3 separate regions of the Mus musculus genome follow, and all the other regions are linked to region 2. A link is a loop called in an ENCODE intact Hi-C map of the cell type or tissue named here. Cell type or tissue: left cerebral cortex. All regions are shown on one strand.

Region 1 (8,000 bases), 330 kb before region 2:
TGTGTGTGTGTGTGTGTGTGTTCATGTGTGTGTGTTCATGTGTGTGTTCATGTGTGTGTTCATGTGCGTGTGGGTACGTGAGCACGCATGTGAAGGCCAGAGGCCAACCACAGGTATCATTCCTCAACAGTTGTCTATGTGGTTTGTTTGGGGGGGGGGGGGTCCTCTTATTAGCCTGGAGTTCATCAAGTACGCTAAACAAGCGAGCCAGCTAGCCCTGGGACCCACATGACTCCTCTTCCCCCGTGCTAAAATTACAAGGGCAGACCACCATGCCTTTCTTCCCCCATAGTTTCTGGGGAGAGAACTCAGGTCCTCAAAACTGTGGACAAGTCACACACCACGTAAACCACCTAACTCCCACTTTCCTTTCTTCTTTTTTCTTTTTCCTTTTCTTTTCCTTCCTTTCTCATTCAATATCTCCATCTCTGTTGCAATTGTAGTTTTCTCTCCTCCTTTTTTCCTCTTTTGCTTTCCCTCTAAGGCCATCTGGGGAACCCAGAAGACCTTGTTATGCACTGAGTGAAGCTCCAGGTGCCAGAGCTGTTCAGGATCCTTCCTGATACTGAATGGCCCATAAAGCTGGGGCCGTTAGACCACAAGCTACTTTCCTTTACCTAAAGAATAATTATCTTGTTTATGAGTTGTCAGTCCCTTCTCTTCTTGCTGCACCTGCCTTTGATCTAGAACCAATTGTTTATCCTTTTTAAGGAAGCAGAAGACCAAAGAAAGTCTCATTTTTGCTTTGTTTTTTTTTTTTTTAATTAAGGTATATATGGTCTGGGAACGTTGAGAACAGATTTGAGGAATATCTGTGTGCTATAGTTATCCACAGAAACCCTGAATTCTCTTCAGTCCTCAGAATTCTAAGTTCCAGGAAAGCTGCTGTATACCTGGGAACACTAGACTAGACCCAAAAGAAACTCAAGAGAAAAAAAAGCTGTAATTCTCTACCATGCTGTATGTGTGTAGCTGCAGGAATCTGAGAGAAACTTATGAGCATGCACAAAGAGACTAGAGGAGGTACTACTTTTCAGTCCCCATCTTCTTCCCTTGACACACAGTCTCTCATGGAACCTGCCTAGGTTAATGGCCAGCATGTTCCATTGGTCCCCCAGTCTCTACTCCCCACAATGCTGAGGTTACAGGCACTGATGCTTATGACACAAGCGCTCTTTTCCACCAAGCCACCTTCCCAGCCCCCAGATATTTTTAAAGTTCTGCACCAGAGGTCTGAGCACATTGTCTATCAAGCACCTGCTGACTATGATATACTCTCTGTACAGGATGAACACAGACAGGCCCTCAGTCTCCCAGAGGCCTGTGCAGCTGCTTCTGACATGCTGGGGAGGAGGAAGCTGGCCCAATATGCCAGCTAAAAGGTTAGTGTCTGTCTAGAGGTCTCTGGGTCACCTCTAGGCCTGGTCATGACCACAGGGGAACTGGGAAGAGAAAGATCAACAATCAGGACTAAATGACCATTGTGTGACCCAAGGAACGCTCAGGGGAATGAAGAAACACAGACCCCAAGGTAATAACAGAGGCCTTGAAAGTTCAGCCCAGTGTGGAGCCACTCACAGCCTCTGGAAGTGATCTAAGTCCTACCCTGAAGCTTAGCTCCCCCAAGCTTTGGTTTCACATCTGTTATGGTAGGGGGTAATAAAACTGACCCTCATTATTTGCAGGAATTGGTAAAGATTAAGTAATTCCACATACATAAAGTACTCTTAACATGACCTGACTCATGGTAAATGCTATTTGTCAAAGCTAGCTATTATTGCCTAGAACGTGCCCTCCAGGAAGCCCATCAAAGAGGCACGGGTGCTTCATTTCCCTGGAAGTACGCTGTCTACTACAGAAGACCTGTGACTACAGATCCAATACTAACCGGGTAGAATCATGATTCTTATCACACCCTGTATAAACCCCAGGATGCCCGGGATGATGGTCTCGGTGAAGACCAAGCAAATGAGGCTCCTAGCAACAAGGTTCAGATATAAAATTGCAAGATAGCAACATCCTATGATTTCAGCGGAAATTGGCATGTGATTAAAATGGAAATCTATCTGACATGCATGTCAGAGCCCACACATTTTCAGTGGGTAAATTCTGCAGCTTCTAATAATTGTCCCTAAGTCTGCAATGCTGTGAGCCTCAAAAGCTAACCTGGTGGAGAAGTCACACGAATTACCCTACACATTGGCAAGACAGAAATACAGTGATCTTCAACGTAGTAAATGACCATGGAGTCTGTGGCATAAACAGGTAATTGGCCACCTGCATGCCTGGGTGGCACAGTGAGTCAGTTCTTTAGAAGAGGCATGTCTATGAACTTAAGCACTCATGCTGGGCCACGCCTGGTACCATACTGGCAGGACTTACGCATTGCAATAGGGCTTCTTTTCATAGCCTTTGTAGTTGTTCATGTTGAGAGCCATCTTGCAGACCTCGCAGTGGAAACATCCTTTATGCCAATACTGAGAAGGAAAGAAAAACAAAAACAAATACTTAATATTTCATTGCAATACCAGTTCTGGACAGACCGGGCAGAGAAGACAGTCCATTTGATAATACTACCAGGAATGACTGTAGGTAGTAGCACTAGTTTATCTATTTTTGATTCAGTAAAGAAATCAGATGGCTATTAAAGTTGAGTTTTAAATTAATCCCGCCACTATAGACTCACAATGGAAGAAATGTCAAGGATCTATGAATATCACAGCCAAAAAGGAACCTTGAGCTCAGTTAATGGAAAAATGGAGCTGGTGGTGTGGCTTTAAATAAAGAGTTCTCTTTCCAAATGTTGTTTGTAGGATTTACACACACGTGTGTCCACCGGAAGTCAGACAACTCCAGTAGCAGGGGTGAACTATTTAAGTACCCTAGTCCTCATCCCCACAGCTTCCTCTAAATTGCTGAATGTCGTCCCTGTCTGGGATGAAGGCTTACTCTACAGTGGCATTTGTAAAACCAAACGCAAATTTCACTGAGACCGCCTACGGCTGGTTTCAATTGTCAGTCACCCGGGATCACTGTGGCTCTGTCTCCCAGGCTGTTCAACTCTATCCACACCCAGGAAGGGCAAAGATGCAGCGACCCAGCTAAAGCCACTTCCTCTGGAATTTACCCTGGTGGAACAGGGTACCCTGAGCCCGCCGGTGGGTCAGCTAGCTACACCGGACTGGGTCTCTCCTAGAGGTTTTATTCTTAGCACTGCGGCAGCGGCCACCCTTCAACATATTAATTGCTATGCTCCTTTTCCTGAAGCCTCTGTTTCCAGAACTTCTGGGGACTGGGTGAAGGTGTCAAGCAAGGTCCGTGCAGTGGGGAGGGAGGGACAGACTGGACGGGGGAGGGGGCGCGGCTTGTCAAACTGCACCCCACACACACACACACACACACCCCGTTCCCAGCCTGGCTTCTGGGTGACTCAGCCGGCTGCTGCTGGGTGCTCAGCCTAGCTCCTGTGTTCTCAGCCTGGTCCCTGGGTGGCTCAGCCTAGCTATTAGGTTCCCATCCTGGCTCCTCGGTGCCTGGGCTGCCATGCGTCCTTCAAGGAAGCTGTGTGGATGTCGCGCACCCTACACCCAGGAAAAAAACATTTCCCAGTTCCAAAACCCTTATCATCTAATCGTGGAGATCTCAGACACAACGGCTGGGATCTTCCTTCGAGCATCCTCTCCCTGTGACAAGACCCACGAAACATACCAACCCACTCATCTTTCCAACCCAGGTGCCAAAACTTCTTGGAACAGGTGCAGCGGGAGCCCGACAGGTCCGGGCTGGCCAGGCGCCCCCTTGCTCACCTTATCTAGACAGTTGACTTTCTCTGTGGGATACACCACTTTTCCGCAGCGGGCGCACTGGGGATTCATTGTCGCGGTTCCCGCGGGCGGTGGCTGTTGCTGCAGCGGGAACTAGGGGCTCCGAGGAGCCGCTGTGACATCCCCCGAAGAGCCCCGCGCCACCTCGGGGCAGGGAGAAGGGCTTCAGGCGCTGTCAAACTGGCCTGGAGAGGTGCAAGGGGGCAGGCCGCGCTCGGCGACGCTGGCACTAGGCTCCGGCTTGGGCTGTGCGCCGCTGGCTCTGCGTCGCTAGCGCTCCAGGTACCGGTGACTCACAAGCACTCGCGCCCGCCCCTTGCGCTCGCTCACTCGCTCCCCCGCCGCCGCCGCCGCCGCCGCCGTCGCCGCGCAGGCCAAACCCACCAGCGCGCGCCTACCCAAAGGGCAGAAAACCAGCCTGTCTGGCACCAAGGGACAGAGGACGGCGCGGGGGGGAGGGAAGACTAGGGACCCGGAGAACTCCACACGCAGCCACCCATGAGGCCTGGGGAGCCGACACCCACGGCCACAGCAGTCCGGGGCTCCCAGGTGGGCGTCAGCGACAAAGGGAGCCAGGCGGAGGAGGTCAGAACTGGGGTGACGGGAGCTCGGGAAAAGCTCAAACCCGCACACTTCCAGGCCCCTTCCTCTCTCCCCTCCTCTCACTCCAGGGTGATGTCCCTGACACCCAGAGGTCGGCCAAGGATGTGCCTAAGCTCCTCCTACGTCTCAAGGGTCCAGCTCTGCATGGTAGCGCACAGCACACTGGTCAAGATTGCGAAGAGCCTTTCTGTGCCTTGAACAAAAGACGCTTGACCTGGAACTGGGAGGTTCACAGAAACCGATAGACTCAAGTCCCCCATACACCCCTTTGGGCCACCTAGCTTCCACCACTACCCGGCAGAGAAAATGAGTAGCGTGCCTGCCTGAATTCCTGGATAAGGAAGCTTTCTTGGTGCCCCCTAGTCGCCGCACTTTTTATACCCATCGCTGGAGAGCTACTGGTCATTGCAGGCCAGAATCAAATCTCTCTTGGTTAATACAGTCGGTGTTCGCTTTAAGTGGGTGTATTCAGAATATTCTTTTGCAATTAAGTACCACAAAGATCTGCGAAAAGTTCTCTTGCACCAGGAGAAGCAATTACAAACCCATCATCCAAACCAGAAGAGCCAGAAAATCAAGCAAAGGGTAGGATGGACTGGGACAAACCAGCAAGGTTCTCCGTTTTAATAATAACATCGGGGTTATTGGTTTCGTTTATGAAAGGCAAACAAATGGAACCATGTTAACTGTATTTTGTGCCTGACCCTGCCACCCTGCCACTTACTGGTTTTGTGACCTTCTGCCAATGCTTAGCCTCTCTTTTACTCAATCTTTTCATCTTCAGAATGGGGCTGACAACGGAGTTACGAAACAGCTCTGACCCTTCTGGAGGGAGGGTTAAGTGAGTCTGCGGTAAGTAAGCGCTTCAACCTCCCTGGCCTCTCTGTAAGCTAATCAAATCGGCTAGGATTATCATAAATTGGTTGTAACAAACACATTCCTTTTCTAGCAAGAGGATTAAGTCATGCCACTTAGCAACTTCTGTGACAAACATTTCTGTCAGTTCAAGAAAAACCATAGCTGCAGTTCTTCCGGAGACAACTGTTCGTTGCCAGGCCTCTCAGGCAGGCTGTGCCATGAAGGCACAGAATAATGCTGGGCTGTTTGGCTTTTCAAAGAGGTAACTTCTTCAAACATAGTCACCAAATCCAGTGGCTCTGAACCACTCACCTCTATGTCCACAACTCCACCTTCAAAGCAAATAAAAGGATAATTTGCTATCTGAGAGAAGCATGAATCCTTAAAATCACATCAAAGGTGACTATTGGCAAAAAGCGGTATGTGTGAAATCTCCTGAGGGAGGCAATCTTTACCACTTCCTTTTAATCATTTACAATTTTTGGAAGTGTAGTCATAAAATGTAGTCTAAATACTTTACTCTTACTTAACTGCTAAGCACAGAATTCATGTGTAAAGTGATAGTTGGTTTCCCTATAAATTGTATATTTTCTTACAAATCAGCCACCCATCACAGTGATTGACACACAGCAAGTAGTAATTAACTGTTGACTGAACGCATGCATGAAACAAGCGCACACCTTAAAACTGAAATTAACTGTGGAGTGTTACTCTTCGAAGGGGAAACAATGACTCCTGGCACTGTTTCCTGGCCAATTCTGTTCCTCCGATTCTTTGTTTTCTGTATCAAGCCAGTTTCTAAGTTTCTTGATACCATATTAAGAGAACTCTAATACCATCTGTCTCTAAAAGGACATATTTATTTCCAAAATCAAGGTCTTGGTGCTTTGGCTGGAACCTGTCCTCTGGCCCAGCCTTGTTCCTTCAAGCAGATAAAATGATTTAATTATTCCACCAAAAAGACCTCTGTCCTCATGTCTTTTTTACTTGACCAGTCAAGAAATTCTGCCTTGTGGGACTATATCCCAGTACAAACACATTTAGTTCTTTCAGCTGGCATGGCCACAGAGGTAAAATAATAATAATAATAATAATAATAATAATAATACAGTAGTAATAATAGCAATAATAATGTACCATTATTAGTCATCTTTATATTTAAAAAAAGGTTCTGTACTTAGAAGTCAGATTATTTCTTTAGATAAAATTCTCAGATCTGCTCATTTTTCCCTTAGAGTCTATTTATAGAAAATGTGTTATAGAAAATGATTATTTAAACTATATAAATTGAACATAAAATTCAAAAAATTTAAAAAGTAATTAATATTACCAAAGCTTTGACAAGCAGTGGCTTAGACATAACTGTGGTGGATTGTCCTACTCCCAAGAACAGAACACCTAATGTGAGGAGCCCAAAAACGATAACCCTAATTCCTGTTTTATATATTATTCTCTTTTTACTGGCATGTCAGTGTCCTGCACCAACATGCCATGACATAGCAGCAAACTTCAGCTAATGAAAAAAAAAAATCTCTTGCTGAATGACAAGACTCACCAAAATAAGTCCCAAGTTCCTACACCCCAAGGCATCTATGAATACTGTGCCTCAGTGGTGAAGTGAGTCCCCCCGGAAACCTTTGCCCCTTTGGAAGGAGAAGACAGAAAGTTAGGATGAATGTCAACCTCTTGTTCCTGCCCTTCTGGGTTAGAGACCCTAAAAATAAAGAACAAGACAAGGCCATTTGAGTCAGGCAAAATAATATCTCCTCACAAAACTGAAGGTTCCCTTCTGAAACCTCCTCCCATGAATACATCACTTTACATGATACAATTATACTTTTCACATAGAATCCACCACCACCAAGGCCCTGTATCCTAAAAGCTTTGTCCCCAGCCTATGTCACTATTGAGAAGTAGAACCTGGAAGAGGTAGAGTCTAATGAGAAGTGGGTCCTTTGGGTAGATGATCTGCATTTCTTCCCACTGGGGTGTGCTGCTCATACACATTATTCCAAAGTAATTAACCCATGCACCTATGGACTGAAATTTGAAAATCAATAAGCCAAAATAGAACTGTCCTGTTTTTAAAATGAGTATCTCAAGTATTTTGTAACCAGAAAGATGAATAACACAGAGAATGAAAAAGAATATACTGACGTAATGAAGGATGGTAACATGGAAGGACCGGAAGGACCAACTAGAATATCCAGGTAGACTCGGTGTCATTCCTCAAAAAAGGAAGACAGGAATCTCACAATCAGAGAAGACATGACAATAGAAGCTGAAGACTAAGGAGATTTGAAGATGCTCCGATGCTTGCCTTGAAAACCATGGAGACTAGAGGGAACTGAGGAATGGAGACATCCTCTAGGAGACACTGGAAAAGTCAAGGAAACACATTTTCTCCTAGAGCCTTCCAAAGGAATACAACCCTGCCGCCATCTTGATTTCAGATTTTCTGGTATTCAGAACTGTGGGATGACATGTCTGTGTTATTTTTCATCATTAGGTTTTGTTTGGTTGGTTTTGGTTTGGTTTGGTTCAGTTTGGTTTGGTTTGGTTTAAGTGGAGCTGGAATTGAACCTATGGCTTTGTGCATGTGAGACAAACACCTTACCTCTGAACTATAGCAGGATGTTTTGATTAATTGTGTTATAACAGCAATAACAGAAAACTAAAACATCTAACTGTGTGAACTTTGACCTTCCTTTTGGC
Region 2 (8,000 bases):
AAATCCACCTTCCGATGCTCTATTTTGATTTATTTTCACTGTATTTTATGTTTAAATACCATAGCAATTCAGTCTGACCTCTTTCCTCTGGAGCGAAGTAATGCACAAGGCATTCACAGTCTTTTAAAGGGTTAGCTGGGAAATGCAACAGCAAGTTTACTAATGGGGAAAGTTCTTTTGAAAATCTAAAGGAAAACCTAAGAGTACTTTTGCATTTCTACACTACAACTGTTATATAATTAAAGTATTGAAGGGCATTAAAATAATCCTTTTTCATCCAGGCTCTCCCCCATACATACATAATTTAAATGAGGATCACACACACCACGACCACCACCGGCTAACTCTTCACCATATACATTTGTTTTAGTGATTGCTGGGTACATTTTGTTCAAAGTGAATTCAGACAGAAAAGAGGGAGGAATATCACAAAGGGCCCAACAATGTAGGCACAGTGGTTAGAAGAATAAGAGACATCTCTTAAACTGTTAACTAAAGTCTAATAATAATGATAATAATAATATAAGTTTAAAATAATAGTCTCATATGGCTGAATAGGTTGAAGAGTTAGGACAAAACAGACTAAACAGCTCTTTAGCTAAACTTTTCTGACATACTGTCTTCTCTCCTTTTTTGGAGGTGAAAATGGTAAGAGGAGAAGAATAATTAGCTAAAATGAGGAATAAACTATAACTTAGCATATTTTCTTTAAACTCCTTTTTCTTCTTTTTTAAAAAATCTCATTCAAATATATCAGGGCAAGTCTTCCAATAGGTCCATCCTTCTGTTCTTAGACGTTTAAAAAAAATCCTGTCTTTAACAGAACTTTGGGACACAGAGTATATGCCATGTTGTCTATTGACCCATAATCAGAATGCAGTGACCTTCTACCCTTTTTTTGCCCCCTGACCCATCTAGAATTCAATGCAGCCTTTATAAATTTGCAAATCCTTGGAGGTAAAGGGGTTTTGTGAGGCTTTGTTCTGAAGAAGCCCTAAGAGTGTGCTTTCTAAATGAGACAAAGGTAAAGCTGGGGACCTTAGTGGATGAGATTTTATGCAGGTGAGCACTAGGCAACTCTTCAGATATGAATACTGAATATTGCAAGCTAAACATTTGTAAGCACAGGAGAGAAGGTTACAGATTGCATTAAATTGGAGTGTGGTACAAATCACTTCCATGATGTAAGAAATGGCCAGGCCACAGTCTTCCTGCTTTTCTCATCTCAAGGGCTGTGGGGACCCTAGTGACCAAGGAAAGAATGGGGGGGGTACACAAGAGGAGGGAAGAAAGGTGGGGGAGGAGTAAGACTTGATTTGAATCTGCAGCCACATTCCCTTATCTTTCCTGCTATCAGCCAGTTTAAAGGACACCATAATTATGGTAGTGATAAAACAATGCCTGCTTATGTGTGCTGAATAAATAAAGAATGCTTCAGCTTAAGAATCTTTTAATTCCAATTAAATGCTATCAGAGAAAAGCCACTTTTCCTACTGCAACTGCCTTTCCCCCCAATTATCTTATTTTGTTGCAATATTTTCCTATGAGACACATGGACCTTTCACAAGTGATCCTGAACACAGGGGACAAACTCACAGAATGCAGAGTTCATCTTCTCCTATCAAATAATACACAGATCACAGGAACCAACATTTAGTGGGATTACCCAAGTTTTTTGTTTATTTTACACGGAGGCCAAATTTGGAGAAACAAGTGATTATACTGAGTGTTGAGGCCTAGCTAGGGTCTGCTGAAGATACAGTAAAATCCTGAGCACCCAGAGTAAGAGGGAGATGACACAGAAGCAGTGGGATGGTCCCTGGAAAGGGACTCCTCTGGTTCCGTTCCCTTGGCTTCAGCCCAAATCCTCCTCCTTGGAACCCTGGAGCCAATCACTGTCTTCCACTTTCAGCTACTGGGAACACCCAAAAAAAGAGGGAGACTAAAAAAAAAAAAAAATCACAAGTTTGATTTTTATGGATGTGTATCATTTCATATTCATGACATCAGCAAATCACATCATGATCAGATTTAAACGTGGTCAGGAACGCTCATCCCCATCAGCATGATCACGAAACACCAGTAAGAAAATTTGGCTTTTAATTTTGTGATTATAGAGTAAAAATAAAGTCTGCTAACTTAGGAAACCTTAGTTTTCAAATCCAGACAACAATTCCATACTAGTAATTTCCACATAAATGCTTTGGCTAAAGTTGTTCTACAACATTTCGATTCAAACTTCTGTCTCCTTTTCTCTGTGGTTGTGTTTTGTTTGTTTTTAAAAACACGTGGCAAAGGACATATTATGGAAAATGCACTCATTCCGTCAAATGCCTATACAAATCTGCCCTTTACTTGGACTAAGTAATGATTTGCTGAGCAGAAGCCGAACAACAATATAATATACTTTCCTTGAAGAAAGATTTTGTTTTTATTTCAAAGCAAACTATTTGGTGAGGTGGTACAAAAATCAAATGTTAAAACAACAACAACAACAACAAAAAAAAAAAAAACCAAAAAAACCCCCTTCAGGGTATTTCTAAGTTTTCTGGAGAGTTGCAGGCCCCTTCCCTTTTGAAAGTTTAGAGATCCAATACCCTCAATTCTACTGGCAGAATTAGGTGGACTTAGAAGGTCCTAAACGTGACCGATTCACTAAGGCGGGGGCTACAGCATGCAGCAACGTGCTCCGCAACCTAATCCTACGCTAAAAGAGGGCAGAGAGCGAAAAAAGAATGGAATATAAGCTCTCCCGACGTTCCTAGTTACTTTCAAGGTGGATTGTGTATTTTAAGGCTGATGGGAGCGTCTGGTTTTTGGAGGAAAAAGAAGAGAAGGTAAGTGTTTGTCCTTGTATCCACCAGTTCCTAGAGAAACAATGAAAGAACAAAGGGAACCACTTCCCCCATCTGAACATTTTGTTTCTCTCTGGATTTCAAGGGAAAAGCTTGCAATGGGATTCACTTTACTGTTTCTTAACTGGTAGATTGCTGGGGTTGTTGAACTAAGAATGAGAGCAAAGTTGAGATGCAATGTAAATAGGCTAAATAATAAAGGCTGTGGTGACGAATCTGCAGTGCGCCTGGCTCGGCAACTTGCAGAAGTTGGAAAAAGCATGAAGACCCAGCCCAGGAAATAACCTTTGCATACAAGGTCTCGAACTCATTTTTAAACCAACCTTTCTTGTTGTTTAAAGAAGTCTCTGCGCACAGACCGTGTAGTAGGTACTGTTCCATGGGAAGAGAGTGGTGTTCGATTTAGGTCTAAAGTTGATCTCTATCGCTATCCTAAAATGAGTATTTTAAAAGAGGATTTGATTATTATGCTACTGCTTGCTAATAGAAGAAATGGCAGCGGTGGCCGAGGAAGGAGAGGGATGGTATTTAAATATATTTGCTTTGGGGGTACTCTGTTTATTGGCAAGTCTGCTTTTGTGGATTTGTGTGACTAAGTGACTGAGCGCTCTCTTCATTCTATATAAATGGATCCGCGTTGGGGGGGGGGGCAGCAAAGACGTCGAGCACGTGAAACTTTTTTTTAACCATCCCCCAAGAGGCGACCAAGCCCCCCACCCCACCTCGAAATGCGTATATTACCTGCCCTGTTACAGTGACACATGTTTATGTTTATAGTCCTGGTTTGTAGTAGTGTCAAGAGCCGCGGCGAGGGGGAGGGGGACGAGAGGGAGGAGTAAATGCAACCACCCCCACTTGTTGTTAAAGCAAATTTACTGCGTTCTTGCCAGCCCCATGCGGGGGGCTGGGATGAGTTGAGGGGAAGGGGAGAGTTGGGCTGCCTGTTGGCGGCGGAGGGGGTGGGGTAGGCTGAGCAGAGTCGCAACTCAGCTCGTCTCCAGCAGCCCAGTCAATAGGGGAGCACGCTGGCGCGGTGGAAAACAAAAAGGTTCCTCCCGCTCGCTGCGTTCCCGTGGTGGTGGTGGTGGTGGGGGGCCTGCGCGCCGGACTCCAGGGCCCTGACCTCTGACCTCGGCTCCTCTCGGCTCTCCCGGTGCGGCGCGGCCACTTTTTACCCAGGATGCCCCGCGCGGGCCGCGCTCTTGTGGAGCCGGAGCCCTTCCTGCTCCTCCAAGCCCGGCTCGCGGCCCCTCCCCCTGCGCCGCCAGCCCCTCCCCCTGCGCCGAGCCCCGCGGGAGGATTCTCCGCCGGGGAACCCCCGCCCCGCCCCGCCCCGCCCCGCCCCCACGCGGGCCCGGGCTGCGGAGACTGCGGCCGGCCAGGCCGGCCGGGCGGGGTGCTGGGCGCTGCGGGGCCGCGGGGGCGGGGAGGGCCCGGGGCGGCGGGAGGCCGGGCCCGCGGCCCAGCCTAGGCCTGGACCTGTTGACTGCCATTGGCCCGCTCGTCCCGCGCCCTCTCCTTGGCCGCGCCGCCCCAACCCTTCCGCAGAATCCGGGGGAGGAAACGGGGTGGCTCCTCTCCCCGCCTCCCTTCAACTTTTTTTTCCCTCTGGGGGTGGGGGGACGAGGGTGAGGCCGACCTGCAAACTCCTCGGCAGCCCCAGCCTTCCTCGGAAAGTATCGTCACGCGCGGGCCCGCCGCCCCCTTCAGCCCTCGCTATTTAAGTCCTTCGCCTCTGGCGGCCCGACTCGCGGCCGCCGGCCCGAGGGCCTGCGCCGCCGCCCGGCCGCCCGCTCGCCTCCCCTTCCAGTCGGGCTGCTTTGTGCCCTGGAAGCTCCCCGTCCTGCTACTTTCTCCCCAGCCCCAGGAGGCTTAAGATAAAAACCCTGCTTTCTGCGTCGGCCTGGGCACATCTTCTCCACCGAAGGCATTCGTTGGAGAGTTTAAAACAACTGAATTGAGAGGAGGAAATAGGAGTTGGTTGTTCGCTGGTTAGGACGAGCGACGCGCTTCGGATTTTATTTCTAACACGGCACAGTGTAGTTATAGTTAAACAAAGGTGGTGCTGTATTTCCTTCTAGATTTGGATTTCTGGGGGAAGTCTTTTTTTCCCCCCGGAAGGAGACAGCAACTCAGCCTAACGCTGGCAAAGAGACGTGAAGACCACTTCTGGAGACCAAGGGAGAGATAGGAAAAAATACGTTTATAACATAGGAGGGAGGCAACTGTTAAAGCTGGGATCACCAAATGAAGCGCCACATGTAGCAGGCGGGAAAGGGCCGGGCCAAGGAGGTGGCGGCGGTCGGGAGGCCGGAGCTGGGCGGCAAGCGAGAAATCCCTGGGGCCGAGGCTCCTGGGTGCTCCCATTGTTCCGCGCCGTAGCCGAAGCGTGTGGCGTGTTTTTGCCTGGGGAGGTGTGTGTGTGTGTGGATCTGCGACTCCTCCACTTCCGCCTGCGGCCCACGGAGCTCCTAAAGACTCGCCCTGCCGGGTTTATGACGCTCCGTGGGCCTGCAAGGAGGGGGTTCCCTGCCGCTGACCTCGTAGAAAGGCGTCTTCACAACGTACTGCTGAATGGAGCCTGCTGCTCACGTTAGAAGGGAAAGCCACATTGATACGTTTTAAAAATCACCACTAGATAAACGACAAATGTTCCTCCCCCGCTCCGTACCGGAATTAGAGCAGATTATATATTTAAAACATCTATAATGTATAGATTCGCAAATGAATGTTAGGGTTCGAAGGAGTTCGGAAAATCACGTTTTTCTGTCCGTATTTGTTACTACTCAGCTCTTTGTTGTGTACAAGAAGTCTGATTTTAAAAGGAAGGGTCCTAACAAAAAGGGGCCTGGTAAGGTGACACGCATTTCCAGAATAACAGGGAATTTCAAAAGGGAAAAACATCCATTATTACTGTAAACCACGGTTTGGAAGTAAAATAAATTTGCAACCCATCCTAAGAAACTGTTTTTCTTTGTGAAGCATGTGAGAAAAGTATTTTTGGCAAACGTCAGTTTTTTAAAAATAAAGATTTCCAACAAGTGATTCTGGTCATGTAGACAAGACCAAAGACATCGTGCATGAGGCTCGTGAAGCAATAATTCCAGCCTGTGGCCCAAAGCACACTAGGAAAAAGTAATTTGGATTTAGGATTTATAATAGACTTTGCGGGAAATTCCTCTAAAACACTAATTATGAATCTGTGTATTATGCAGCACTGTTTCCCAAGGTGGATTTTAAAAAAACAATTAGAATTGATCTCTGATGGAATATTATATTTACACGTCATCATGAAGACATCATTTGGCAAGAGTTTTGAATTAGAAAAAGAAGTTAACAGCTGATGGGTAAACAGCATGTTGAAAAGACCCCGTAAGAGTCAGTTAAGGGTAGTGGACGGTGTGATTTTGCTTTTGAAAAGTAGTTTGCGTCTGAACACTTTGATTTTACAGGTCTTCTCTCTAAAGCTGCAGTTCCTCATGGAAAACACTCATTTTAAGGCTCGGGGAGAAATTTTATGTCAGAGAAGTCATTTAAAGTATAATTATGAGAAGTATAACTATTTAAAGTATAACTATGGAAGAGGAGAAGATTGAGGTAGAAGATGAAGTAGTTTCAGTCTGTTGAGTGTTTCACACTTCACCCCTCTTCAGTTTACATTTTTTATTGATAAGCCTTTGACTATTTAGAATAGCTTTGCAGGTTTATCTGTTTGGGAGTTGATAGCAGAAGATGAATCTTCTTTATGTCTGTCTTTTACACGCTTAGGTGTTTTTGTCTCCTTTAAAGGGAAAAAATTAACTCAGAATATACGTGTGAGAAAACCAGCAAATGGTCAGGAAAGAAGAGTGGGGTGGGGACAGAGAGGGACAAGCAGCATTCCTGGCCAGTCTTTGTAAAACCTTTCTTTAATATTATGTCATATTTCCCTTCTCTGCTTAGGCCAAAGATGACTGCTTTTTTAATTGTGCTAAAGTGCCACCACATAAAAATTCCCTACATTCTGGCTCTCAATTGCACAGTAAAGTAAGACTGACAAAAAGATCTGAGGCTTGTGGGTTTAATTCACCAGGAATGTTAGGCTTCCTAAGAGTCCACTATGGGGTCATGTTGGTCCTTGGCACTACTACTGTACAATGCCAAATATACACATTATTGATTTTAAAAATCTTAGGTGGCTAGACAAACAGTTTATTAATTGAAGGAATAAAAATGAATTTGTCAAACTCATTCTTTCTGGGACACAATGCACTTAATTATATTCTTGGGCTTGTTTCTGGATTTGGGAAGGAGTGGCCCCTTTCATAGAGGAAAACATTTAAATCTTAAAAAGTGACCTTCTTTGGTCCAAATACTATTTAGCAATTAAGCTTAATTTGTTCTTTTCTTCTCTTTCTTTTCTTTTCTCTTTTTTTTCAGTTGCAGATATGTCTCATTTCTTTAAGGACTCTTCCATTTCCAAAACTGATTTTCCTCTTATCATGTTGAAAATCGTCACTTACATAATCTTATTGTGTCCTAAAAACTGACAGCAGAATGTCACTTTAATCACTTTAATTATAACAGAGATGCAAATGTTCAATGTCAGTAAAAAATGGAAAATGGACTCTACATTATATTGATGACTCCCTTTAAAGCCAGTTTTAAGTGTTGTTGCATCACAGGAAAAAACACAGCTCTGCATGTCTAAGGGTTATGTAACATCCACAAGCTCTAAAGGCATCCTAGACAGAAATTCTCCCTATTGGAAATTATTTGGCGCTTTATCTCCCAAAATGTAAAAATGTAAGGGTATTACATTTTTTGTTAATATTTATTTTATAGTAAAAGAAACAGCTCTGAAGCCAAACTCAAAGTTAAGTAATGCAAACTCTTAGAGAAGAAGCTTTGGTTTTGGTCTTTGAAAATATTTTAGATTTAGATAACTAGATTTAAATTTGAGAATCATCTCTCTTTCCAAAAGTTACATGCATCTAAAAATAATATTAATTATAATTGATTCTAAGAGGCTTTTGCAAATACAGTTGTAGACTTTTACATGAAAAGGTGGATATTCAAATGTACATAGTTCTAAGTCATTTGGTAAAAACAGACTCTAACAGGCTAAGAAAGAGAAAAAGTGCATCTTTTCCTTCATATTCTGAA
Region 3 (8,000 bases), 150 kb after region 2:
TATCCAAAATGGATTCAGAAGCCCTTGGTGCAATTTTGCTTAGTAAAACTTTTTATTTTAAGCAGACCATAATACAATGCTACTAAATTATTTTTAGTGTGCATTGAAGCATTACATTACTCTTTAAAAATCAGCCCAAAGTGGAATGGCCCAACTAACCCTGACATCATGTATTTGGAATGTGGTGGCTAGCTTACGATGCTTGCATGTAGAATGCCTTACTGCTTGAAGTCTTTAAGAAATGGATACATAACAAGCTTTTTGCCAGGACCAGACCTCTAGTTCATTGCTAGAAGACTGTTGTTTTCCAACTTGAGCTCTATGTACAAGACTTGGTCTTTCTTAATTGACTAAGCAAACTTTGAGAATTTCCTGGTCCTTGTGTGGCACCTCCTCCTCCTCCTCCTCCTCCTCCTCATTTGTAAGTGGAGGTCATTGTATAAAATAGTTAGGGTACTAATGCATTTCACTGTTGCATTGAGGGAGAAAGGAGACCAGAGACCAGAGACATTGGAAAAGTAAAACTGAACATAAGAATAGAACACGTTCATTTTCATCTGTTTTAGAAGGGTTAAGATTTGTTTGAAGAACTAATCTATGACATTTAAACATGCTTGTATCACCTACATTCTATACAGATAAATCACATTGAAATGATAGAAGTAAAATGTATTTTCATTTTTCGTTAAAAATCATTAATGTTTTTGTTTTTCGAGACAGGGTTTCTCTGTGTATCCTTGCCTGTCCTGGAACTCACTTTGTAGACCAGGCTGGCCTCGAACTCATCAATCCGCCTGCCTCTGCCTTCCGAGTGCTGGGATTAAAGGCATGCGCCACCACGCCCAGCCTAATTTTTCTTTTTATTGGACTTTAAGATTCAAATGTCCTCCACAGTGTTACATTTGTAGTGTTAGTCTGATAACATGTACATTAAGACAGTTAGAGAATTTTATTTTAATGTGTATATGTACTTTCCCTGCATGTACATCATGTATGTGCATCATCTGAAGACGTAGTGCCTGAGGAAGCCAGAAGAGGGCATTACATCCCCAGGAATTAGCGCTACAGACAGAGTTGTGAGCTGTCATGTGGGTTTTGGGCACTAGACCTGGGCCTTGTGCAAGAGCAGCGAGTACTCTCAACCCCTGGGTCAGCTTTTCAGCCCCTCTCTCCTTTCCAGGCTCTGTCTATTTTATAGCTCTTCTAATGTCTGGTTTCTCTATGTCTTATAAAGAAAGCCATTCTGTTTGTTCACAGCCTACTTCAAAGAACACTGGTCATTTATTTTCTAGTGTTTTTTAATTATTTACTATGTTCAACTATTTTACTTTATAATTTAATGAGGAAGAATGACAATGACTCAATTATGATCTTATTGAGACCTCTGCCATAGGCCATTTGGTGCTAGAAAATGTATACTGCAGAATGGTCTCTCAGCACAGCGTAGGAGATTGTTGTGCAGGTTCTTAGACACATTCCTTTCCTTTTAATTTGAGATTAAATGTTTTTGACAGATCCCCTGTGAGCAACTTACAGCTTCGCTATGATCAACCGAGCAATAGCAGTTTGGAAACTGTGCCTCCAGTAGCAGCAAGTATTGAACAGCTCTTGGAGAGGCAGTGGAGTGAAGGACAGCAGTTTTTACTAGAGCAGGGGACTCCTGGTGACAGTAAGTATTCATTTTCTTGTGTCTAAAATATGGATACTTGGAAGTGGGCAGTGGTGGCGCACGCCTTTAGTCCCAGCACTCAGGAGGCAGAGGCCGGTGGATCTCTGAGTTCAAGATCAGACTGATCTACAAATCAAGTTCCAGGACAGCTGGTTCTGCACAGAGAAACTGGGCCCCCCAAAATACAAACAAATACATAAATACAGAAAAACTGTTTACCCAAATAATGACATTATGTCAGGCACTATATGTAATTTGAGAAGGTATGTCACATGGTTTGTCAGAGCTAACTTTATATTTTTAACTCCAAATTAGTCTTTATTCATCTTTAAGAATATCTCCGGCAAGTTTTTGTTTAAGTTCTTTAGTGTCTTGTGAACTTGATAGAAAGGCTGTCCCTTTTTCCTAGGGTTGAAGATAAATGACATGAAAATTGAAAAAGCTTGCCTTCTGTGCTTTGTGTTATCTGTCACTGGTTGAAATAAACAGCTGCTGCTGTCCCTCTGTCCTACTAGACTTTGCTCTTGACACCTTGTGAGAACATACAGTCTCTCCTCTCAGCTCAGGATTTAAACAAAGATTCCTGTACCCAGAGATCATCATCATCATCTTCTTTTCCTTCTTCTTCCTCCTCCTCTTTTTTTTTTAAATGTATCTAGACAGCTATAGTTAGGTTTCAGATTTTAGAATTTGAAGGAATAGTAATTAGGCAGACAAGTGATACCTGTTTCTAATTCTGCCACTTAACAGGTAGAAGCAGGTGGCACACATCTTTAATCCCAGCACTTGGGAGGCAGAGGCAGGCTGATCTTTGTGAGTTTGAGGCCAGCCTGGTCTACATAGAGAATCCCAGAAGAGCCAGGGCTACTTATTTAGACCCTGTTCTTGCAAAAGGAATAGTAATTAGTAAATTTTATATTTAATCAGAATGTTAATCATACTTATGAAGTTATACGTTATATCTTGTATGTACATATTTAGTATTAATACCAATGGTGCGGGATGTGGAAAGCAAAAACAAAAACACAGTTGGAGCAGCTGAGGGGGAAGAGTAGGTGGGTTTATCATTTTGGTTTGTAACTTTCAGTGCTTTATTTTTATTTTATTTTAAAAACTAGACTTAAAAAAAATTACTAGTGAGTGAAGTGCCTTGAATTAATGTTTTATGGACAGTGCCCCTACTGAAAACTGTTGAAATGTGAGGAAATGGATGTGAGCATAACCTTTTAAACAGGATAGGTAGAGGACAGGCTAGCTGTCTTATTGTCTCATCTGGGCACCATAAGGGGGATAAAATTTAAGTCTGGTAATGCTAGAGGGTCTTTGGACGGCCCTGAGATCATGTTAAGCAAATACATCTTTTTAATACCTGGAATTTTTCAAATGTCCATCACCATGGCCTAACAGCAATGTTCTTGATTGGCAGTTGAAAGTCCAAGCCTTGGAAGAATTAACACAGTATCTTAGGTGATCAGGCAGGGCCATAAGCTTGTTAACAGATGAGGAGGCCTCTCTTCCTCAAGCAAGAAATAGCAGGGGTGCAGATACAGCGCTCCCTGCTGGGGAGCCTTGGAAGAGACAGGCTGAACAGCTTTCTGCCAGTTGTGTGGCAGCAGGCTTGGTGGTAATGGTGGCTGTGGCTGTGGCTGCGGCGGTGGCTGCTGCTGCTGTTTTGGGTCCTGAAGAGTCTGCCCAGGCCCTTGTGCATGCCAAATGCATGCTTGCTTTTCCATAGACAGCATCTCCCAGCTCCTGCATATTTAAACAGTAACTAAGAAAACGTGTCCTTATTGGAGGTAAAACATATTGGTGTTAATTTTCCTATTGTAACTTTTAGTTTTGTCATTATTTTTTCTTATATAAAATCATGACAAGTACTTTGAAATTTTAACTAAGTTTTATTTTGAGGAAAATAAAATGCCATCATTTTTCTTTGAGGATAGAAACTACTTGAACATGACTGAGGTAGGTTATTGTTTGACACACACACACACCCCCACATACGTGCACTGGCGAGCACTTGCTCGGATCAAAGCTTCCATGTGGTACAGCTGGATATAGTGTTCCTTAACATGATGCTTGTATCAACATTCAGATCTAGGAATAAACCCTAGTCATGTTAGTATTAGCCTACAAAATTCCTACATAGTTAAGTCTGAGGCAATTGATGCTATGACCATAAAATAGTCATGGGAATGGAGATGTCTTTGCTTTAAAAAAAAAAAGTCACAGAAATATTTTCCAGTTCTAGGAATGTTAAAGTCATTACATCAACTTCAAGTTGAAAATCGAAGATTAGAAGAACAGATCAAAAATTTGACTGCCAAGAAAGAACGTCTTCAGTTGTTGAATGCACAGCTTTCAGTGCCTTTCCCAGCCATAACGACAAACCCCAGTCCGTCCCATCAGATGCACACATACACAGCACAGACTGGTGAGTACCACAGCACTGTTTCTAAGGGAAGTGGGATGGACTCTAATGGTTACCAGTTACATGATGAAGATGGTAAGTTAGTTGTGAGGGACAGAGACAGACAGCCCTAGTAATTCCCTTGAATTTGTTTTCACTTCAGAGGATAGTTTAGTGGTAAAATTTATTTAAATGTAAGATTTCATTTTTGAAATAAAGCTACAACATTCAACACAAAGACACCTTCTCCCTCTTCCCCCACCCCCCAGTTAAATAAGTGTTAGGGATAACAGGATTGTGGGCTTCAGCATCTACTTTTAATTAGCCTTTAATACACATACTATAATTAATAGGGCCTGTGTTTGTTCTCTTCCCCTGTTTCTAGCTCCTCCTCCTGATTCCCTGAACAGCAGTAAGAGCCCACATATAGGAAACAGCTTTTTACCTGACAATTCTCTTCCTGTATTAAATCAGGTAAACTTTTTTGAGAGTGGTTAAATGTTCATTTGTGTGTTTTACTTGCAAACATTGCACCTTACATTGAATGATTTAAAATAATGCTAAACAGTCTTGCTGTGCTCTTTGCAACTTCAGTTTCATTCTTATTACACTAGGACTTGACCTCCAGTGGACAAAGCACCAGCAGTTCTTCTGCTCTTTCTACTCCCCCTCCTGCTGGCCAGAGTCCTGCTCAGCAGAGCTCTGGAGTCAGTGGGGTTCAGCAGGTGAATGGCGTGACAGTGGGGGCACTAGCTAGTGGGATGCAGACCGTCACATCCACCATCCCAGCTGTGTCCGCAGTGGGTGGAATAATTGGAGCTCTGCCAGGTAACCAACTGGCAATTAACGGCATTGTGGGAGCTTTAAATGGTGTGATTCAGACTCCAGTCACAATCTCCCAGAACCCTGCCCCTCTCACCCACACCAGTGTACCACCTAATGCAGCGCATCCAATGCCGGCCGCCGCACTGACCAACAGGTAAGAGGCTTGCTTCAGTACGTTGTTGTGGTTGCCGTTGTTATTATTATTTGGTTTTCTTCATGCAACATGTTATTAGTGTTGTCTTTGTTTTGGGTTAGGATTTTTTAATGTATTTTGTAGATGTTCTCTAAAAAAATTAAGTGCTAGCTACTCATGGATTGCTTGTTTTTTAAATTGATGTAATTCAATTAAAAATAGATTTCAGTATCATATTAAATATATTTTGTTGAAAATGTCGGTCCTGATCTGGGATATCAAACTTAAAATGTTACTTTTCCTTATTACATACATGTATACTAAATTTTGAAAAGGCATTTTTGTGGCGGTCACATGATACTGGCTCCTCACATTTGAACAGCACAATTTTGATATTTCTCTATCAGAGATTTTGATGCAGTAAGGAACAGATGAATACTGTTATTACAAACACATACGTTTGTATCTTTTTAAACTAAATTCCTGACTAAGTTTCTGTTACTTGATGGTCGAGTTTACGTATATAAGGAGAAAGAATAATTTGTACATAATGAAGCCCTGTAGTTCAAATGAATTTGTTAACACCCCAATGAAGAAGCTGCCTTTGACATCCCCCTGAGGAGGTTACAGTAGAAAGTAAGGCTGTGATGGTTTTTCAGTGCCTCGGGACTAGGGCTGCTGTCGGACCAGCAGAGACAGATGTTTATCCAGCAGCAGCAGTTCCAGCAGCTGTTAAACTCCCAGCAGCTCACACCCGTAAGTCCTTTGTTTGACAAGGTTTTACTTTTGTCAGTGTCTGGTGTTGTGGCTATCCCGGGCTCCTCCTTTGTGAATGTGGGTCTTAGAAGTTGCTGTTTCTTAGCCATCTCGGAACCATGTGCTGTCTACAATGGCCTAGATTCTCCTGCATCATTCATTAGTCAAGACAGTGCGTATAGGCCAATCTGATTGAAGTATTTTCTCAATTGAGGGTCCCTCTTCAGATAACCTGCTTGTGTGTTAACAAAGCCAAGCAGCACAGCATCCAACTGCTGCTGTTTCTGTTGTGTGTTCTTCACGGACAGCCTCATTTGAAGACACTTCTGTATTTGCCTCTACTGTGTTTTAAAAATGGGCAACTCAGCTGGATGACAGCAGCAGCACACACCTTTCATCCCAGCACTTTGGTTGCAGAAGGCAGATGGATCTTTGAATTCCAGGACAGCCAAGGCTACACAGAGAAACCCTGTCCTGAAAAACAAAAATCAACCAAATCAATTAAAAATGGTCAATTCCCAAGTGGTGCTGGGTTACTACCTATGCAGTTGCTTTCCTGGATGCTGGTCTTTATCCTGTTTGTTTTTAAACAGACTTCACCATAGTCTTGGCTAGCATGACACTATGGAGACCAAACTGTTGAGAGAGAGAGAGAGAGAGAGAGAGAGAGAGAGAGAGAGAGAGAGAGAGATCGATCTGCATCTGCTTGCCAGTCAATCAAATGCTGGGATTCAAGGCCTGTGCCACCACACTCAGCTCTTGTTCTCTTAGCAGTGACTGTGCTTTAAATAACACTGTAGGAGAGAGATGGAGAAGGCAGGCTTTGCTGACTCTGGCTGAAGCTCATCTTTCATCCCACTTTTTCTGAAGGAACAGCATCAGGCCTTCCTATACCAGCTGATGCAGCAGCAGCACCACCCGCCTGAGCTCCAGCAGCTGCAGCTCCCGGGACCCACGCAGATCCCCATCAACAATCTCCTTGCAGGTGCTCAGGCGCCTCCACTCCACACAGCTACCACCAACCCCTTCCTCACCATCCACGGGGACAGCACGAGCCAGAAGGTCACAGTAAGTATGTTTTGTGCTGCATCTTGGAAGCAGGGTGAGCCAAGTTGGATGGTCTTGTCTTTTTCCATGTTATTCCCCCGACCTTTTCTTCTTAGGGCCAGTTGTTTTAGCAGCTGGATATTGCAAACTGAGTGTCTAAGCTAACTTAATTTACGCCTCTCTTAAGTATATCATATAAGGTTATAAGGCCGTTTGTAATACAGCATTTTCTAAAATGTTAGCAAGATATATGAAATTAGCCCATTCAAACAGATTGGTTTTTTTTTTTCTGCTTTTAAAATGGAGTCACATTTTTGATATGGTAAAATACACAAAATTAGGGCAGAATTCCTAACATTATTCCAGATTCCTTGAGAAAATCAGTTGCTGTGCTGCAGAGATGTCCACACCAACAGCATCCAAAGCCCCGCTGCTCTCAGCACCTGTCACTCCAGCTCCAGGATGCCCGGCTCACTTTGTTTTTCTGTAGGCACCTGCACACATACACACAATAGAAATGTTCCCAAAACTTAATTACAGTCACAATTTTAATAAAATGTAAAATTTAAATTTTTTGACCTTATAATTTGTAAGTCATAGTATCTCATCCTTGAGGGGCAAAGGTCAACACGTGAGCAACCTGCACAGGGGCTCCTGTTTTAGGAAGTCCTGCAGTGCAGACAAGGAGACCTGGTGCCAGGAGGGGAAAGAATCCAAGGGCCAGAGGGACGCCTGCAAATCTGAGTACTGGTATTACCATATTCATTGCTTTGAGATTTTTCTCTCGTTTTAACCTTCAGAAACATTAGTTTTCATTTAGTAATGAACACTGGTTCCGAATGTGGGCTAACTGCCGAGTGCTTTCTGTTTGTCCTCTCCTGTGTGCCTGCTTCCTAAGTGTGGGAGCTGTTACCGTGCATCTTGCCCGCTTTCCCTACGAAGGAGTCTATGCTTATATAGACATTTGACACACTTTATTGTGCTTTCTGCTCATGGATATTTTCCACATTAAAAATAGATTAATTTTTAGTGGAAGATCCACAATAAAGAATGAGAGTAACCAGCTTCTTGGGGGGGGGGGGGCAACAGCACATAAGCTCAGCTGCTCGGTGGCTAAAGCTGGAGGGTCATGAGTTTGTGGACAGATATATATATATGCC

What was found. A loop is a pair of places that touch in the nucleus more often than their neighbours do. Peaks named below come from ENCODE experiments on the same cell type or tissue, not always from the same donor. Only the 100,000 strongest peaks of a DNase experiment are listed, where the experiment ranks them.
Region 1: a loop joins it to region 2, with 2.9 times the contacts of the local background. A loop is called at or near these places in 2 of 42 quality-filtered maps.
Region 3: it touches region 2 in a loop (2.8-fold over the local background); 6 of 42 quality-filtered maps call a loop at or near these places.

Annotation. Positions count from the first base shown.
Region 1 is chr2:17,726,987-17,734,986 of GRCm38, forward strand. It overlaps a transcript of Nebl not described here. Among named protein-coding and RNA genes, the nearest start is that of Mir6419, 170 kb to the left of the region's middle. In left cerebral cortex, CTCF peaks have their summits at 3,491 and 4,759 (motif pointing left); DNase peaks (open chromatin) are centred at 3,050, 3,500, 3,865, 4,119 and 1 more place; H3K4me3 peaks cover 2,434 bases; H3K27ac peaks cover 2,070 bases.
Region 2 is chr2:18,052,535-18,060,534 of GRCm38, forward strand. Mir7655 (microRNA 7655) reads left to right here and starts at 5,312; the gene lies at 5,312-5,369. It also overlaps a transcript of Mllt10 not described here. In left cerebral cortex, CTCF peaks have their summits at 4,499 and 4,698; DNase peaks (open chromatin) are centred at 1,836, 3,218, 4,082, 4,441 and 1 more place; H3K4me3 peaks cover 2,829 bases; H3K27ac peaks cover 3,200 bases.
Region 3 is chr2:18,202,087-18,210,086 of GRCm38, forward strand. It overlaps Mllt10 (myeloid/lymphoid or mixed-lineage leukemia; translocated to, 10), which reads left to right. Exons shown (of 23, transcript NM_001252560.1): 17 at 1,515-1,669; 18 at 3,915-4,103; 19 at 4,465-4,553; 20 at 4,694-5,058; 21 at 5,697-5,793; 22 at 6,664-6,861. It also overlaps a transcript of Dnajc1 not described here. Among named protein-coding and RNA genes, the nearest start is that of Gm39761, 9.5 kb to the left of the region's middle. In left cerebral cortex, CTCF peaks have their summits at 1,026 (motif pointing right), 3,238 (motif pointing left) and 4,792; DNase peaks (open chromatin) are centred at 3,230, 4,905, 6,079, 6,670 and 1 more place; H3K27ac peaks cover 3,555 bases.